Regions from separate parts of the Homo sapiens genome. Here region 1 is linked to region 2. The links are chromatin loops, found by intact Hi-C in ENCODE. Cell type or tissue: PC-3. All regions are shown on one strand. Each heading gives the region's core, and the rest is flanking DNA. Links, peaks and the distances in the headings are about the cores only. Region 1 overlaps KCNG1 (potassium voltage-gated channel modifier subfamily G member 1). Region 2 has its middle 150 kb from the start of MIR3194.

Region 1 (9,962 bases), core at 626-8,625, 290 kb before region 2:
CTGGGGTTGCTATTGGCATTTAGTAGGTAGAGGCCAGGGAATGCTGTTGCATGTCCTACAATGCACAGGACAGTCCCCACAACAGACACTTGTCTGGTCCCAAGTGTCCTTAATGCTGAGGTGGAGAAGCCTGGTTAATGGTTATGAACGCAGACTTTGGAGCCACACAGCCTGGGCAAGTGACTCAACCTTGATGTGTCTTAATTTCCTTGTCTGTAAAATGGGTACAGCCACGTGATTTGATAAGATTGCTGGGAGGCCTAAGTGAATTATGTACATAGGAGCATTTAATGCAGTGCCTGGCACATAGTAGGTATTCAGTAACTATTGTCTATTATTATTATTATTTTTGAGACAGAGTCTCGCTCTTTTGCCTAGGCTGGAGTGCAGTGGCACGATCTTGGCTCATTGCAATCTCCGCGCCGCGGGTTCAAGCAATTCTCGTGCCTCAGCCTCCCGAATAGCTGGGACTACAGGTGTGCCACCACACCTGGTTAATTTTTGTATTTTTAGTAGACATGGTTTTGCCATGTTGGCCAGGCTGGTCTTGAACTCCTGACCTCAGGTGATCTGCCCACCTTGGCCTCCCAAAGTGCTGGGATTACAGGTGTGAGCTACCACGCCCGGCCTATTATTATTTATCTTAAAGGGACAACTAATATTGTTTCCATTAATGGAAAACAGATACCACTTGCCATAAATCAGAAGCAATGGACAAAGAAATGCACAACTATGAAAGCAATGCCACGTTTGCTCAGGGGTCAGCAAACATCACCTTGAGGATGCAGGGCTGAACTGGACAGCCATGTTCATCCAGGAAGCCTTCCTTGGCTCTTCCAGCTAAAATGAGCACCCCTCCCCTTACAACTGGTGCACCCGTCTTCACGGCACTTACCACCAGTTCTAGAATTGTCTGTGTGCAAGCCTGGCTCCTTCATTAGGCAGCCTGCTCCCTGGGGGAAGAAACGTGCTTTAGTCATCTCTGAATCCCTATGCTCAGCACTGTAAAGCCTCAAAGAGGTGCTTGTTAAATGAGTACATTTCTTGTTGACGAGACCAACATGATAAGGCGACTTCTGGGGAACTCAGGTCAAAATATCAACTTGCATGGACTCCTTCCTTCCCAACCCTCAAAGCTAAGGGTTTGTGCTACTGGAACAAGATTGCTTATTCATTACCAGCTCATGGGCTGAATTTGGTTCACAAATATTTTGCTTGGCTTGGAGAAGTTTTTGAAAGTTGAGAAATTTCATGTAAAAATCCATATCCTTGGCTTCTTTTAAAAAATCAGGATATCTGGCAACACTTGGCCCAAACGCCAACTGAGAAATGGCTACCCCTTTAGGCAGCACATGCTCCAATCCACCACAGTCCCCACCCCCAACTATTGTCTTCCTAACACCCACTCTATTCCACTCATGTGTGTTTCCTTCCCGGCCCTATAGGCATTTGAGTTTGAGACCCTTAGATTATAGCCACAGAGCTCTCTGGAATTAAGCCGATGCATAGAGAAGTTAGTAGGAGTCAAATACTCTGCTTTTAAAAATCACCAGCCCTCGACCGGGTGCGGTGGCTCAGGCCTGTAATCCCAGCACTTTGGGAGGCCGAGGTGGGTGGATCATGAGGTCAGAAGATCGAGACCATCCTGGCCAACAAGATGAAACCCCATCTCTACTAAAAATACAAAAATTGGCCAGGTGTGGTGGCACATGCCTGAAATCCCAGCTACTCGGGAGGCTGAGGCAGGAGAATCCCTTGAACCCAGGAGGTGGAGGTTGCAGTGAGCTGAGATGGTGCCACTGCACTCCAGCCTGGTGACAGAGCAAGACTCTGTCTAAAACAAAACAAAACAAAACAAAAAAACAAAATCACCAGCCCTCTCCCTAGACAAATCCCCAATGGAATCAAGTGGTAAAAATCTATCAATTCCAAACGGAAACCCATTTCCAATACTTAAATATGGGTCGGTGCTGTGGACATGTTCAGGAAGATACTCGCTCACAAACACACCCGTACACAAACACATGTACCTATGAATGAGAAAATGTTTTAATAGGTGCTGGAAGGGGAGGGAGGGTGTTTCACACTTAAAAGGGGCTCCTTCCTAAGAGGAACTGCTTTACAAAAGCACATCATCCCTCTACTACTCACTGATCTTTGGGGAAGGCTACAATTGCAGAGATCAGGGTTTGGAAAACTAGGGTACACCTGTGTTTGAAAGAAAAATGATTTGATTTTAGATGGTTAGAGTGTTTTTAACTTCACCTAAAATTGGAACCCATCTCCTCAGGCACAGCCTGCCAGGATCCTTTGGAGGCGTGGGAATAATCCCTTTCAGGCACTTTCCTTGGTGATCTCTCTTTTCAGCTCTGCTGTTTCATCTTTGCTACCACAGAAAAGAGAAAAAGTGACATTCTGTTTGGCAAGAATGGTGATGGAGGTAAACGGAAAATGCCTCACACAAGCCCTGGAGGGCTCTTGTGAATCCCCATGGCTGTAATCACCTCTTCTTTTTAGGAATTTCTTCTTTCAACCCTCCCAGCTTTCCCTCCAGCAGAAAACTCCCCCAATTAGTGATTTATTTCCTTCACGCCCTGCCCCCACGTGAGTTTCCTGTGTGGAAAGTGATCCTGTCTCGGCAGCAGGGTGAGTATGGAGAGGCTGATGCTACTCGGAGGGTAATAAACAGAGTAACGACCTTGTTCTCAAAGCCAGAGTCCCCTGGGGAAATGCTGAGGCCAGAACTTGCTAAAGGAAGAACAGGCATATTTCTCCATGGCCTTTGGTCTTGCAGATACCTGATCTGATGTGAGATGGACGGCTCAGCACCTCTAGACCCTACACTAAAGTTCATAAATCAAAGAGGCCCCAAAGCCTGGCCTTCTGAAAAATAATACTGCTTTTCACGCAGCCTGATATCCTCACAAGAAATTTTTTATTTCTCTGTGGTGTTAGTTCTGTTAGTTCTACAGCATGGTGGGTTTAAGTGATTTTGCCTCTGAGGGTCTGTGGATGCTTGGGGAGAGGAAGCTGTTTGAAGCAGAGGCTGCGATGGGGGAGATGAGGTGAAGTCCGGAGGCAGGTGTCATTCATTCCTTTATTTGTTCGTTTATTCAGTAGTTACTGAACGCTCACCACGTGTCAGACTCTGTATTAGAGCCGGAGACACGGCAGAGAACAAGACAGACCTAGGCCCTGTCCTCACGGAGGTGACCTTCTGGTGGGGAAGACTGTTTCCAAATGAGCACACAAGTCATTTCAGGCTGCAGCGACTGCAGTGTTGTTGACAGAGCAAGGTGAGAGATGGAGAATGACTATTGTGGGGTGTGGGGCAACATTGGCTGGAGGGGTGAAGGAGGGCTTCTTGGAGGAGGGGACATGGGGTTGAGCCGCATGGATAGATCCAGCCCCGTGAGGACCTGGCAGAGGGAGTGGCAAGAATTTGCTCCCTGACTTGGGGGTGGGCTTGGATGATCAAAGACCAGAGAATGCAGAGCACAGAGCGAGGGGAAGCTGGGAGAAGAGGAGAGGGGCAGGGGCCAGGTGCAGCAGGGCCGAGGGGCTGACAATAAGGAGCTGGGGCTTATTCTGCAAGGGACAAGGAGTCCATGTGTGCCTGCCAGGTCAGTGGACAACGAGTGGGCTGGGGAGCCCAGGCTGGAGGCTATGGAAGTCATTCTGGAAATGACTAAGGTTTGCAGCGGTGGAAGTCCCAGAGAACAGGAGGGATTTGGGATGAACTTTGGAGGAAGAGCCCTCAGGACTGGCTGAGGAATGGGGCCTGGGGGAGGGGGAAAAGAGAAGAATCAGGATTCCAGGGGTGCCATTTACCGAGGCGACGGATAGGTGGCGCTATGGTGAGCTGAGTCAGAGGAAGCTGTTCCTGGCTGTGGGATTATGGACAGAAGAAGCAGCTGGCAAAATCCAGGAGAGAGGGGGGAGATGGGTGTCTCCCAAGGACGGTGCCAGACCATCAATGCTGAGCTGATGGGTGTGTGTTTGCGGGGGGTGAGGGTGTCACCTGGCAGCTTTGACCTGGCTAGGCTGGCAGGGGCCGGAGGGCCAGGGTAGTAGAGCTATGGTGAAGTCAGAGGTGGGGGCCTCACCTGTGCCCTGTGCCCGGTAGCCACTGAAGCTGCATCACATCAGGCCAGAGTGGTCAGGGCAGGGCATATGGTAGGCAGAAAAATGTCCCCACATTCCCCTAGATGCCCACGTCCTAATCCTAATCCCTGGAAGCTGTGACTACGTTAGACTGCATGGAAGGAGGAACGAAGGTTACAGGTGGAATTAAGGCTGCTACAGCTGATCTGAGATGGGAAATTATCTTGGATGATCTGGGTGGGCCCAGTGTAATCAACAGGGTCCTTATTTGTGGAAAAAGAAAGCAGGAGATGGAGCGGCAGAGGGCTGCGGCATGAGAATGACTCCACTGGCCACTGCTGGCTTTGAAGATGGAGGAAGGGGCCATGAATCAAGGAATGCAGGTGGCCTCCAAAGGCTGGAGGCCAGGAAATGAGCTCCCTGGAGCCTGCAGAAAGGAGCACAGCCTTGCCAATACTCGATATTAGCCCAGCCAGACCCATTTCCAACCTCTGACCTCCAGACCTGTAAGATAATATAATTGGGCTGTCTTAAGCCACCCAGTTTGTGGTAATTTGTGACAGTTGCAATAGGAAATGGGATGCTGAGGCCAGGCATGGTGGCTCATGCCTGGAATCCCAGCACTTTGGGAGGCCAAGGCGGGTGGATCACTTGAGGCCAGGAGTTTGAGTCCAGCCTGGCCAACATGGTGCAACCCCATCTCTACTAAAAATACAAAATTAAGCTGGGCATGGTGGCAGGCACCTGTAATCCCAGCTACTGGGAAGATTGAGGCAGGAGAATCACTTGAACCTGGAAGGCAGAGGTTGCAGTGAGCGGAGATGGTGCCATTGCACTCCAGCCTGGGCGACAGAGTGAGACTCTGTCTTGAAAAAAAAAAGGGGATGTTGAAAAAAAGCTGGTTCTGGTTCTGGTTCTCCTCCAGCTTGGGGGACAATGTGCCAACCACCCTAAGCTGAAGAGGCAGAAGGGCGCACAGGCTTTAAAATCAGGAGACCTGGGTTCAAGGCCAGTTGCTCTGTGACTTTAGGCAAGTTGTGCCCTACCCCTGAGACTCAGTTTCTTTATCTGTATAATGAGGCTACAAACAGCTCCTGCGTCCTTGAGTTACGGTGAGGACAAAAGCAGATGGCACAGGTGATGCACTTGGCTCCATGCCTGACGCTGAGTGAACCCTCAATAGTCGCCTTGGAATTCTCACAAGCTACGATTAGAGTCCGCTGCCCCCCTCCCTGCTTCCCAAGAGAATCTTCTTTTCTGACCTGACCCACTGGGATTTGGATCCAGCATCATCTGATCCCCGGATCCAATTGCTAGAGGGTATGCGGGCTGGCCTAGCACTCTGGGAAAGCCACTGGGCGGTAATGAGGGAAATGAAGATGCTGCTGCCCTGTGACCCAGGAATCCCACTTCTGGGTATATTTCCCAGACCTGGGACCACAAAGGGTTGTGGCAGACATTGTCAGTAATAAATTATTTGCACTCAAATCCTTCACTCAGGGTTTGCTTCTGGGGAACCAGATGGAAGAGAGTAACAAACAAGGTACAAAAATGTGTGTTCTGTGTTGTTTATGGTACCAGGAGGTCCCCTAGCATCCATCCCCAGGGGAGTGGACAGGCAAGTCTTCGTAGAGGCAGATTATGGAAGCCTGCAGATTGCCCAGGAATCAGAAGCAATGGACTGAGTGGAGATTTAGCAACACATTTAGGTCTTAAAAACAGTGTGCCGAGTGGAAAAAGAAACAGAAGTTTCTAGCACTGTGCTATTTATGTAAATGAACACACACACATTACATATTTTACAAGGTCTCAAGCACATGTGAGGATCTATATTAACCACATGGAGGGTGCCTGGAAGGGCAGAGGAAGGGGAAGAAGCGCGGGGATTGGAACAAAGAAGAAAAATGAGTAAGATGAGACAGCCTGGCACAGGCCAATGAGGAGGCGTGCTGGGAAGCGGTGTGGTTTGTACAACTCTGGGTTTTAACCCAGGTTTAAAAAGAAAAACGAAGAGCACAGGAACGACAGAACCTTCTGAATTGCTCGGGGTGCTCGGTGGAGATACAGATTTCTGGGACCCTCCCTTCCCAGTCGGAATGTCTGAAGGGGAGGCCCAGGAATGAGCATGTTCACAGGCTCTCATGGAGATTCTGTGTGAGAGAGGGGACCGGGAATGCCTGGAGTTCTCCCAGGGGCTGGAGGCACAGGAGCTGCTCTGGGCTTTCACCTGGACTCCCCTGCCCAACGTGTCAATCTCCTAGAGGCTCTGGAAGGCTGTGAGTCCCGCTTCATTGGAGAAATGAAATCCCTTCTGGTTCGTGAGAAAAATCTTCTGCGTTGGGGCTGCCTTGATCAAATTTCCATTCAGGAGCCCAGAGATCCACTGACACTCTCCTCGCAATTTTTCTATCTTTCCTTTGAGGAAAAGGTGATGCTTATAAGCTATGGCTGAGGGCTGAGAACATACTTCCAAAGATAAATGATCATTGAGATCATAAGGCGTTCTGAGTGGCAGTTCTCACGTGACCACCCTGAGGTCAGCACATGACTGAGGGTACAGGTGCGGGACCTGTGGGGTGGGATTTGGGAGGGCGGAATGGGATGGAGTGAAGGTCCAAGCCAGGCATGGCTAGTCGTCCCTGCTGCTCCTGCTAATAACCCTGTGGCCTGGGCAGGCCATCACACCCACTGAGCCGCTGGCCTCTCTGAGCCTGCCTCCTCCCCTAGAAGATGGGGATAAGATTGCTGACCTCACGGGGCTATTATGGGGATCTGGTGAACGGAGGTTTGCTGCAGGGATGAGCAGTGTCACTGGGCCTCCTGTCCCCATGGCTACATTCCATCAGGGGCATGAAATGGTTCTACAGATGGTCCTGGGCTGACCCCAACTGCTTTCAGGTCTCTCTCCGGGGTTCCAACAAGCTGCGGGCCTCTCTGGACCCTGTTCTTTCTGTCTTATGCTCTCCGTCCCTCTTCCGAGTGGCAGCGGGGAATGCAGAGAGAGCGCTAACTGCACAAAGTGTTATAAATAGCAGCAACCACAGCCTCCCTCCACTGCAAACTCACTAAGTGCCAGGTGCTGTGCTAGGAGCCTTCATTGCCTGAGTCTCCATCCTTTCCTAAAAAGGTGGGCATTATCACTAATACCCCCATTTTACAAATGAAGAAACTGAGGCTCTGAGAAGTGAAAACTTATGTCTGGCAATAAGCGACAAAGCCAGAATTAAACTAGATCTGTGGGACTCCAGGCCGAACCTCTTTGACCCCTGCCTTTTACTGCCTCCTTGAACCACTTGTTCCTTTCGGGGAGCTGGTGTGGTGTCTCCACCCCTTGCAGTGAGTCAGGGACTGGGTTTCTAGTCTCTATTTCATATGGACGAGATTTTGGAATGTTTCTGAGGATGGGGAGAAGCAGGCAATTGTCCATGGCTGGGGAAACATATTTATCACTATTTATATTTGCAAGTGAGCAGAGTTAAAAAAAATCAACAAAACCCCTAGTTTTGCCAAACTCAGGGTTGCCATTTTGGCCTCTGGGAAGGAGATGTTGACGATGGAGGCAGAGGGTGGAGTCGTCTCCAGAAGCCCTGCTGATACCTTGATTTTGGCCCAGTGAGTCATTTGGTCTTCTGATCTCCAAAAACTATGAGATAATAAATTCAGGCTGGGCGCAGGGGCTTACGCCTGGAATCCTAGCACTTTGGGAGGCCAAGGTGAGAGAACTGCTTGAGTTCCAGAGTTCAAGGCCAGCCTGGGCAACATAGTGAGACCCTGTTTCTACAATTAAAAAATAATCAGCTGAGCATGGTGGTGTGTACCTCTAGTCCCAGTGACTCAGGAGGCTGAGGTGGGAGGATCACTTGAGCCCAGGAGGTCAAGGCTGTGGTGGGCCATGATAGTGACACTGCACTCCAGCTGGGTGATAGAGCAAGACCCTGTCTTCAAAAATAATAATAATAATAATAATAAATTTATATTGCTTTAAGCCACTAAATGTGTGCAAGTATGTGAAAGGAGGAAATTAACACAGCTTCCAAGGCAACTTTCCAGAAGGAAAGCATTTCTCTCCTGTACTCTGCAGGCTTTGGTTTCTCTCTCTCGTACCATGCCTCTCAACCTGTGCCATTCCCTCACTCCCAGTGGGTGTCTCGGGGACCCGTCCGTCTCTCTCCATGCCACTCTTTCCCAGGCCCTGCAGCGTTTCACTGCCAGTATAGCTTCATCTGTCAGGATTAGGGCTTCTGGCCGAGCCGACTCAGAGGCGGGTCAGGCTGCATTAATCCCCAATTAAAACGTTAATCAAAATGGATCCAACCATTAGCCTGGCCCGGGTCCTGGCATGTTAGATTTCCAAGAGCTGCTGTGCCCTGGTGGAGAATATATCTTTCTTAGCCACCTGCTGTCTGTTCTCGCCACAGTCCCACCACCCTGGGCCTTGGCCCAGCCTCCTGAAAGCTGGGGCCCAAGTTCCTGGGGAGATTGTGTGCTGGGAGCTAGGCTCTTCCCTCCATCCCTCCCTTGCCCCCAAATGAGAAAAAGTGCCAGTGTCCCTCCCCCCTATAAAAAAGACAGGCTGCCTCGGGAGCCTCCCTGCTGTGCTGCAGGCAAGCAAAATAACACCAAATGCACGTTTGCGTTTGCCTTCTTCTACGGGGAGGTGTTTGGGGACTGGAGCCAGAAGATCCTTTTCTCTTTGCCTCCTTGTAGCTCAAAATTAAGCAGAGAAGCAGGCTTGGGGGAGCAGTGGGGACCTCAGGACGGCAGGAAGGGAGACACCTGCTTACCAGAGTCCTCTGGAGGGAGAGCATGATCGGACCTGCCCGGGGAGGTGTGGGTATGAGAGTGAAGACTCACCTCAGGGCAACGGACAGTCTTAGGCACAATTCAGATCCTATTTGTAGCAAAGTCACTTCATTTCTGATTTCGTTAATCAAATACAGTCTGCTGGATGATAAAAATGGTCCACAGCAATGGAGTGCTTCAGCTAGGTTCTTCGCCTCTCCCTTTTTATTAATTCTATTTAGAGGGGCTTTACCAGCTGCCATTTTTCACCCACAGGCTCCATTTCTGGGCTTAATGCAACAACCAAGGGTAGATTCCTGTACCCCTAGACCTCTGGCAACAGGCAATGTTGACTCTTCATCAACATTGGAAAGCAGGGTGGAGAAAGGACAGCCGAGCCAAGGTACCTACTGCGGCTCCAGGAGGTGAGTTCCTCGGAGCTGGTTTGCGTCGCTTAGCCCTGCATCCAGCACACATCTCTTTGTTCTTCTGTTTCCTGAGGCACCTCCCTCACCTCTTGCCAGAGCCCAGCTGTGGGTCTGGTGCAGAGAATTCAAAGTGGTGCTCAGATCTGCCCCAATCAGGCTCCAGGACAAGCTTCGGGAAAGTCTTTGGGGATGGGGAGAAGCAAGTAACCTCTGCCTCCCATGTCACATCTCCCTCCCAGAGGCCAAAAAGGCAACCCAGAGTTTGGCAAAACTAGGGGTTTGGTTGATTTTTTTACTCCCAAGGTTTGACAACCCAGGCTGTAGGCTGCGGGCCTGGGCTCTCAAGTCTCAGGAGAAGAACCTAGGTTGCCTCGTTTCCAGTGTGCTTGCAGTTCCCTGCAGGTTAGGAGTGTGTCCCAGGACAGACATCTTTCCCGTGGAACGGGCTGGCTTCGAGAATGACTGAGGAGGGTGATCCCCAGGGGCCAGCGCTTGCCTGTTTTTCAAACACACCTTCCCTCCTTCCCCTCCTATCAGGCGACTCTGCAGGGCTCCAAAAGCCGGGGGAGGCACAAATAGAGCTCAGGTCTGGCAGAGCCTGAAAAATCCCCCAAAGAAGGACAGCATGCCCTAGCCACAGTGCCGACC
Region 2 (9,962 bases), core at 1,111-9,110:
AACCTGCACATTGTGCACATGTACCCTAAAACTTAAAGTATAATAATAATAAAATAAAATAAAAAAACAAAAAATAAATAAAATAAAATAAAAAAACACTTGGTGACAGCATGCATGTGCAGAGTCTGTGAGCACGAAGAGCAACCCAGTGGACTGTGGGGCTTGGAAGAGGAGGGCAAAGGTGGTATCCATCAGAGCTCAGGTTCCTGGGTGTGACAGCTGGGAGCATTTCCACACAGCCACTTGGGTTCCTCCTCTGGTGGTCAATGCTCCTCCTGACCTCAATAAAAGTGAACATTTATTGCATTCAAGATGTGCCTGCATTCCATACGTAATTTTAATTTCTTCTGTAGGAGTGCATCAGGTCGTTCCAGTTGTAATGTGCACTTACAGATGAGGAAAGTGAAACACAGAGCGTTTGAGCGGCCCAGTGTCATGCAGCTCATACACGGTCAGCGTAGCTGTTCTCACACCCAGGTCTGTGCGGCTGCAGGGCTTGGCCTCTCAGCCACAGTGCAGGGTGGGGACATTGTAACTGGCTGCTTGGCCTTATTTGTGGACATGCTGGCTACCGTGAACTTCCAGAGACCCTAGTGAACACGTTCCAAATTCACAAAACTGCAGGATGGGGCAACGATCCACATTTCCTCTGCGAGCCTTCTCCTTTAAAAGCACACACTTTGCCACATTTCAGCACATGGCTCTGCAAACGTTTGCAGTTAATACCCTCTCCCAGAAGCCATCTGGGGGGCGATTCAGGTTCATCTGAGAGCACACAGTGGGTGGCCATCACCCGCATCCATTTTGTCGATAGGTGAGGGATGCTGATGCCAACCGCTTACCTCGGTAGAAGACCCCTCCCCAGGAGAGAAGTCTTAATGCCAGGAATGATGTCCAAACGTAAGGTGAATGGGTGACTTCTGGGGCAAGGGGGGACGGTGTGCTGTTGCCAAGAGGGGAACAGCTGGGAAGGAGAGACGAGAGCTCACCCTGCAGCAGCCATAGCAGAATCGGTTCATTGTGGGGCTTGGCTTTAGTTAATTTCTCTGTCCCATTACCTTGCTCAGGAGTTTCATGGTTGCAAAGAACCTACTCAAAAGAGGAAAATATGTTACCTTATGCAAAGAAGAAAATATGTTCATTCATTTAGTAAACATACTTACCTATGTACTCTGGGCCACACACTGTGCCCTCTGAAAATTTACTGGGAATAAACAAGGTAATTGCAGATGACAGGGTTTTTCTCGGGCCCCTTTGCTTGGCTTGCAGCAGGAGGTGCTCCATCTACTTGGCCCACCAGGCTGTGTCTGGCTTGCACTCCGTGGATCCCATGGCCACCACAACTGCATGCTTAGCCCCTGGTGGGAAGGGGTGTGTGAGCAAGCAAGTGTGGGGTCCAGCCAGCTGTTCCAAAAGCTGGCACAGGGGTAGGCTCCCTGCTGGGCTTGTGGCTGGACCAGGCATGTCACCCCAAGGGGGAATGTGGTGGCACCCAGCCAGGGGTGCCCACAACCCCAAAGCCCCAGAAGGGGTTTTAAATGTGCTAATTAACTCGTTCAGTACTCCCGTCCACAGTCCAACGGACAGCGGTGTGTTAACAGCTTGGTCAGCCCCTTGCCCCGCTCCAGCCCACAGCTCCGGGGGAAGCTCTGGTCCCATTACTGCTTCCTGTCACATGGGGTGGCTGCCCTCTGCCAGCAGAGGGCTGAGAGCCACAGTGTTACAGCCCTCTGAGTACCCACATTTGGTGGGTCCCAAGTTCTTGTCCCACATCCAAGAAGAATGAGGTCATGCTGACAATTGAAAGGTGATGAGGGCAGAGAATTTTATTGAGTGATAAAACAACTCTCAGTGGAGAGGGGATGGGCAAGTAGTCTCTCACCCTAAGTCAGGTCATCTCTCTCAGTGTGGTTGAGTCTGGGGTTTTTATAGGCACAGGATGGGGGAGGGGCGGGCCATAGATACTATTGAAAAAGGCCACGTTTGATTGGTTAAAAAGCATTCAGAAAGAATCAGGAAAGGATGGGCAAACAGGAACAGAAATTCTCACTCTTCTGTCCTGAGTCATGGGTTTCATCTGGAACCAGCAGTCCGGTCTTTCAGCCTTCAGGCTGTTTTGGCTTGAAGGTGGTGTTTCACCAGGGACCCACCCCTGTCTGCCTCCTGCCACTGTCACAGATAGCACAAGGTGCTGTGAAGAGTTCGAAACACAGTAATGCACAACAGAGGAGGCATGAAACAGGAGGAGGTCAAGGGAAGCGCCTCTGGGGAGGTAACAGCTGAGCTGTGTGAATGATGGAGCCACCCTGTTTGAAAATTTGGGTGAAGACTTTCCAGACAGAGGGAATAGCAGGGAATAGCAAGTACAAGTGCTCTGAGGCAGGACTTTGCATGGTGCAGCAGCAGAAGAGAAGGCTGCGGCAGCAGGAGGAAGTTAGCAAGCAGGAGATTTGGGAGACCAGGCAGGGGCAGGCCTTGAGGCCACCATCTGGATTTTCTCCTGAGAGCCACAGACAGCCTTTGGAGGGGCAAAGCAGCCCGTGCATGTTAGGGTATCCCCAGGAGGGACAGGAGGCCTGGGTGGGTCAGGCTGTCTTTCTGCTCCCCAGCTTGTCTTTCTGTGCCTTTGGCTTGTGTTGACAAAAAGAGTCGAACTCTGTAAAATATTTGAGGAGGTTTATTCTGAGCCAAATATGAGTGACCATAGCCTGTCACACAGCACCAGGAGATCCTGAGAATATGTGCCGGGTTACAGCTTCATTTTATACATTTTAGGGAGACATAAGACATCAGTCAATACATGTCTGAACTCCAAATATATGAGACAGGTCTCAATCAACTTAGAAAGTTAATTTTGCCAAGACTGAGGATGTGCCTGTGACATAGCCTCAGGGGGTCCTGACGTGTGGCCAAGGTGCTCGGGGCAATTTAGTTTTATACATTTTAGGGAGACATGAGACATCGATCAGTGTGTGTAAGATGTACGTTGATTCAGTCTGGAAACGTGGGACAACTCAAAGCAGAGAGGGGCTTCCAGGTCATAAGTAGATAAGAGACAAACAGTTGCATTCTTTTGAGTTTCTGATTAGCCTTTCCAAAGAAAGCCATCAGATATGCATTTATCTCAGTGAGCACAGAGAGATGACTTTGAGTTCTGTCTGTCCTTTGTCTGCAAGGAATTTCCTCGTGGACAAATTGTGAGGGAGGTATGTAGCTTTTTTACCCTAGTAGCCATAGAATAGAACGGGAGGCAGGTGTGCCCTAAGCAGTTCCCAGCTTGACTTTTCCCTTTGTCTTAGTTATTTTGGGGTCCCGAGGTTGACATATATTATACATCTTACATGTGCTAGAGGAAAATGTCCCCTCTGGAAAGGCAGAGATAACACAAAGGTGGGGGTTGGGGGCAGGAACAGCAGGGAGGGGAGCTTCCAGGTCATAGGTGAATTCAAAGAGTTCCTGAATTCCTGATTGGTGACTGGTTGAAAGAGTTTATCTAAAGACCTGGAATCAATACAAGGGAGTGTCTGGGTTAAGGAGTTGTGGAGACCAAGGTTCTTATTATTATGCAGATGAAGCCTCCAGGTAGAGAGAATAGATTGTAAATGTGTCTTATCAGGCTTAGAAAGGTGCCAGACTTAGTTAATTCTCTCCTGGATCAGGAAAAAAGGCCTGGAAAGGGAAGAGGATTCTCTACAGAATGTAGATTTTTACCCACAAGTGACAGCTTTGCAAGGCCATTTCAAAATATGTCAAAGAAACATATTTTGGGGTAAAATACTTCAATTTCGTTCAGAGCCTGCTATCTGTCACGTTGGCATCTTATTGGTAGAGTCGGCTTTGTCAGTGTTAAGGTCTCTGTTTTAATGTTCATGCTGGTCAGCCGTGCCTGAATTCCAAAGGGCGGAGGTATAATGAGGCCTGTTTGACCCGCATTCCCATCATGGCCTGAACTCGTGTTTCAGGTTAACTTTAGGATACCCTTGGCCAAGAGGAGGGGACCATTCAGTTAGCTGGGGGCTTAGAATTTTGTTTTCGGTTTATATTTGTCACCTTCCAGTCTCAGGATGGCCACCACAGCTGCTGCATTTGAAGCAGGAGCATGGGGCTGGAGGCACATGTGCTGCACCCACAGAACAGACAAGAAATTACAGCCTTTTCCGGAAACCCCAGAGAGCTCCCGCATCCACGCCACTGGCCGTGCGGACACCCAGCTGTGGGGAGGCCAAGGGATCAAGCACCCAGCAAGGGACATGGCCTTGCCAGTCCTAACATATCTCACAGCGGGGCATGTGGACCTGCTGCAAGGAATTGGGGCGCTAAGGGCAAGACAAAGTGAGGACCAGCCCTTGAGGCTGGCAGAGAAGAAACCTCAGGCCACGGTGCTCAGGCATAAATTAGAGCCCTGTCCCAAGTGCACAGAGAACAGCTGCGAGCAGGGCCCGTCTCACCCTACCCCACCCCACCTCCAGCTGTGGTGGGGAGAGAAGGTTCTGGGTTAGGCTCCAAGGTCTAGGGAGCCCACGTCGTCTGCCCCTGCCTGAGTGGAAGGCTGGGCGCAGGTGGGCCTCGGCGTTAGGAAAGGCAACTGCTCCCTCTTGTGGCCACTCTAGGGCAGCCCGGCGTCCTCCCAGCGATGTGGCAGCCGGTCTCAAGCAGGCAGGGGTGATCCCTCCTCCCCAGCCCTGCGCAGGCCTCGAAGGGGAAGAGAACCAGCGATGCTGGTGAGAGCTAACCTTGATTGGGCACCTCTGGTATACCAGGCGCCCTTCTGTGCACTTCGCAAATATTAATTCAATCCTCTTAACTCGGCCAGGTTGGTCCCATTCATGTGTCCGTTTTAATGATTGGGCCATTTGCCCAATATCATCCGGGCAGAGATTGAAGCTAAGTCCACCTCATAGCAAGGCTGTGCTTCCAGCTCCTGAATTTGGGAGCTGTAGAATGTGTGCTTAAAGACTACGCCTGGGGGACAATTGCATCGATCAGGAATTATATTTCTTTACTGTTTTTAATTTGTGTATTTAAAAAGGCTCCACCAAAATTTCTTTTTTCTTTCTTTCTTTCTTTTTTTTTTTTTTTTTTTTTGAGACAGAGTCTTGCTCTGTTGCCCAGGCTGCACTGCAGTGACACGATCTCGGCTCACTGCAACCTCCGCCTCCCGGGCCCAAGCAATTCTCCTGCCTCGGTCTCCTGAGTAGCTGGGACTACCAGCACTCGCCACCACGCCCAGCTAATTTTTGCATTTTTAGTAGAGACGGGGTTTCACCATGTTGGCCAGGCTGGTCTCGATCTCTTGACCTCGTGATCTGCCTGCCTTGGCCTCCCAAAGTGCTGGGATTACAGGTGTGAGCCACCATGCCCAGCCCCAAAATTTCTTCATGTGGGGACTTAAGGAGTCCGTGGATGTAGTTTAGACATCCCTGAAATTGGAAACAAAATGCTGCATTCATGTCTGTACATTTCCTTGGGTAAAGGCCTAGAGCAGCTGTCAGAGGGCAAAGGTATGGGAACCCCAAGAAGGTGAAGAGCCCCACTGCCCATTTTAATGTCATTATTGTGTTTATTCTCTCATAGACTCTCAGAGAGAGCCGGATGGAATTGATTAGAAAGTGCTTGTCACAAAAGCCTGTCTGAGCCCTAATTGACTTGTGACGAGCTTACATTTTGCATAAATCAGCTTTTGTTTAGCTCTTGGGTTTGACACCTAATGAGAGTCTCTCAGAGGCTGAGGAAAGCCAAAGCCATCCCATATTTTTAAAAAAGTTTAAGGCAAAAAGGGATGTCAGAATTGTGGTAAAATATAAGTGTTTATGTTTAACAAAGTAATGCTTTTTGCATAAGATTCAATGATGATACATCTAAGTTTGTTTATAGATAATGTCAAAAGTCTAAACTGGAGGATTCTGTGAATAAATGGCCCGGGCCAAATTATCCTTCTGCCATAAAAGGTGCCAGGTAGCTGGATGATGTCAACCCAGGTGTTGGCTTCAGAGATGACAAAACACCCCACCCCCTTTCTAATTCCCAGAGAAGCAGACAGAGCCCAGGTCACCCCTTCCCTCGCCACCCCGCCCCAACCCCCACCAGAAGCAGGTGCCTCAGGGTAGTGGGGAAGTACCCAAGGCAGGGGCCAGGTCCAGGGGAGGGAAGAAGGAGCATAAGATAACCTCCCTTGCACCTCCCCAGGTTTAATTCACCTTACTCTGGCCTCAGAGTTTGGTTTGAGGCTAAATCCCCAGGAATCCAACCCACATTCAAAGGGATACACCAAAGCTCATTCCAGGAAACAGAAAAACTGATTTCAAGTTTCCAGCTGTTTGGGCAATCAAGGAAATAATCAGGGCTTTGGATTTGGTTTCTGTTTCTCTCTTTGGCTGTGTGACTTTGGGTTAACCTCTCTGACCTTCAGATTCTTCGCTACCTTTCTAGGTAGCTGTAGCAATCAGTGAGGTTCATTCTGCCTGCACTGAGCGGGGCTGAGTGCTGGGGAGCTGCCTGGTGCTTGGGAAGACAGAACGTTCTGTTAACTCTCATACACACACACAAACCACTCACAAAGGCATGTGGGGACAGAGCAGACTTTACTGAAGGTTTGGATCAGTAACCAAAGACATCTTACAATTGAAAGCTGCATCTCCCTCATCTTCAAAAGCCTCCCGGCTATGTTCACCATCTGGCTCCAGCCCCTTGTCCTATTGTCCAGCTCATCTTTCTTTCCTCCCCTCCTCATCCCCTCTCCTCTCCCATCCTCTCTTTGCAGTGTTCCCTCTTCAAAATTCCTCTTTACTTCTAGCAAAGAGCAGTTCAGCACTCTTTTGGTGGCCTGACTCCCAGGGTTACTGCTAACAGCTGTGCAAATGTAAACCCAGGTTGTACCAATTACATCATGGTCCATAGCAGGGGGCCACAAATTGCAACCCACCGCCAAATATGGCCCACTGCCTGTTTTTGCAAATAAAGTTTTATTGCAACACAGCCACACCCATTCACTCACTCATTGTATATGGCCCCTGACGCTATACAACTCCAGAGCTGAATAGTTGTGACAGAGACCATATGGTCCATAGACTTAAAATATTGACTCTCTGTCCATTTATAATTCAACATTTTAATGAACTGCCTGGAATCTGTGAGAGACTAGTTAGAGAGACTGGTTAAGGGTCACTGTCTGCATTTCTTCCAGTAACATAAAGCCGATCTAGCTCCTGCTAGGACCAGGCTATCAGCCTGGCTCTGGAGACAGATTGATGCCCAGGAACTTCTGCCTGCCCTCAAGAAGCTTGAGATCAAGTCGGTGAGAACACTGTGCCATGTTTAAGTGGCACAGAAAAGGGATGAGGTCAACCCCAGGAGGGCTGACCCCTGCAGGCCTCTGAGCCAGCTGGGTTTGGCCATGGGAGGCAGAATTCGGAGGGCAGGAGAGAGGCTGGGGTGTTTCTCCCCCTCTCTTTCTGCCTCAAGAAGCACCTCTGCAGCTGCCTGGGCCCAGAATTGCCCAGCGTTTCACAAAAAGCTACAAATATGGATTTTGTATGAATTCTTCCTATTTGTAAATGTTAGCATTGGTGATTCAAATATTATTCAAGCTTTTTTAGCTCCATGGGCTTATGGTTTGTGGCTTTTGTACAGTAGTCATTGATACTGTCCCCAGTTTAAAATTCCTATGAGTCTGATACAACCCCTGTGGAGAGCAAAACTGTACATACCCACATCATATGATACACCAGTTCCACCCCTACGTATCTTTACTCCAGACAATCTCCCATTCCAGCATGCTGGAGCCATACTCAAGGAGACTCATAACAGCATCTGTGTGTAACAGAGAAATATTAGGAACCATTAAAGTGTCCATCAATGGGAGAGTGGAGAAATGCCTTGTGACATATTTGCAGCAAAAACAACTACAGCTTCATTGATGTACATGGATGTGGAGTTCTCATTAGGGAGGAGGAGTCAGGCTGGTGGGACAAAGGGAAAGCAAAAAGAGAAAGCAGATAAGCTGTAAGTCTGCCTTTCCAGGACACAATGCAGGACCATGGACCTCTTGCACAATATAACTCACAGTCTTCCTGTGCCCAGCTATTACCAGACTCTTGGCTGATAGAAAAATGCAAGTTAGCTCCCTGCAACCTTGGTGTTATCAGTACAGCACGTAGCCCTCTCCAGCCCAAGAACCAGCGTATAAAATCTCCAGCAAGCTTTGTCCCTTTGCAGTCAGCTCCCCTCTTGCTGACCTGCCCATTGCTTCCTTGCAGCGCTTTCTCGAGTAAATCTGCCTTTCTTTACCTACAGCTATCTTGGTACATTCTTTTCACCACCTATATGACACCAACCCCAGAGAGTCGCAACCCACGACAATGGACAAACCTCAGAACATCATTTTAGAATGAGAAAAGCATAGTATCTTACTTATATAAAGTTTTAAGCATGAAAGCAAAAGTGTCTGTTGCACAGGGATATATGTGCATATGTTCTATAAATGTAAAGGCAAATATGGGAATAACAAGCATTGTATTTAGGATTATGAAACCTCTGGGATGAGAGAGAGAAGAATGGAGTGGGCAGGTTATTCACAGGGACCAATTTTATCTGCCATGCTTTGTTTCCTAAAAAAATCAACCATGGGCACATGAGGGGCTCCCTAGGGTAACAGATGATTTCTTAATCTGGAGGCTGGTTCCAATTTGGGAAAATTCATTGAGCCAATCATTTATGATACGTATAGTTCTCTGCACATGTGTAATTTTTCTTTTTTCTTTTTTTGAGACAGATTCTTGCTCTGTCACCCAGGCTGGAGTGCAGTGGTATGCTCATAGCTCACAGCAGCCTCCAACTCCTGGGCTCAGGTGATCCTCCCTCCTCAGCCTCCTGAGTAGCTGGAACTACAGGCCCACATCACCATGCCTGGCTATTAAAAAAAAAAAACTGTCTGTAGATACAGGCTTTCACTATGTTGCCCAGGCTGGTGTTGAACTTCTGGCCTCAAGCAATCATCTTGCCTCAGTCTCCCAAAGTTTTGGGGTTACAGGCATGAGCCACTGCATGTGGCCTGACTTTTCAATACAAATCTATTGATATAATTTGGATATTTGTCCCTGCTCCAATCTCATGTCAAATTGTAATCCCTAATGCTGGAGGTGGGGCCTGGTGGGAAGTATTTGGGTCATGGAGGTGGATTCCTAATAGCTTGGTGCTGTCTTTGCAATAGTGAGTGTCAATGAAGAGTGTCAAACTCTGCGAAATATCCGAAGAGTTTATCCTGAGCCAAGTATGAAGGACCAGTGGCCCTATGACACAGCCCCAGGAAATCCTGAGAATATGTGCCCGAGGTAGTCAGGATACAAAATGATTTTATACATTTTTGGGAGACATGTCAATCAATGCATGTAAGATACATGTTGGTTTCGTCTGGCAAGGCGGGACAATTGGATAACTGGAGGAGGCGGGGTTCCAGGTCATAGGCGGAGTCGAAGACTTTCTGACTGGCAATTGGCTTAAAGAGTTATTATTTAAAGACCTGGAATCACAGACGGAATGGTTAAGATAATAGGTTGTAGAGACCCAGGTTTTATCATGCAGATGAAGCCTCCCAAAGCAGGCTTCACAGAGAATAGATTGTAAATGTTTATCAGACTTCAAGTCTGTTCTATCTGTCTTAAGATCTCTGTTTTAATGTTAATGTTGGTCAACTGTGCTTGAATTCCAAAGGGAGGGGGAGGAGGGTATAAGGAGGCATGTCTGACTTTCACTTCCCATGATAACCCGAACTCGTCTTTCCAGTTAATTTTAGAATGCTCTTGGCCAAGGGGAGGGTTTATCAGCAGGTTGTGCGGCTTAGAATTTTATTTTTGCTTTACATGCGTGATCTGGTCATTTAAAAGTGTGTGGCACCTCCTCTCCCTCTCTCTCTTCTTATAAATTACCTAGTCTCAGGTATTTCTGTAGAGCAATGCAAGAATGCC

What was found. Hi-C counts contacts between places; a loop is a spot of excess contacts. Peaks named below come from ENCODE experiments on the same cell type or tissue, not always from the same donor. Only the 100,000 strongest peaks of a DNase experiment are listed, where the experiment ranks them.
Region 1: it touches region 2 in a loop (17-fold over the local background); 10 of 110 quality-filtered maps call a loop at or near these places.

Annotation. Positions count from the first base shown.
Region 1 is chr20:51,011,464-51,021,425 of GRCh38, forward strand. All of the region lies in intron 1 of KCNG1 (potassium voltage-gated channel modifier subfamily G member 1), which reads right to left. Among named protein-coding and RNA genes, the nearest start is that of KCNG1, 6.7 kb to the right of the region's middle. RefSeq lists an enhancer at 9,285-9,848. In PC-3, for the core only: a CTCF peak has its summit at 3,852; a DNase peak (open chromatin) is centred at 3,848.
Region 2 is chr20:51,302,365-51,312,326 of GRCh38, forward strand. No RefSeq gene overlaps it. Among named protein-coding and RNA genes, the nearest start is that of MIR3194, 150 kb to the right of the region's middle. RefSeq lists enhancers at 3,876-4,836, 8,560-9,549, 9,550-9,962. In PC-3, for the core only: a CTCF peak has its summit at 4,588 (motif pointing left); a DNase peak (open chromatin) is centred at 4,607; H3K4me3 peaks cover 588 bases.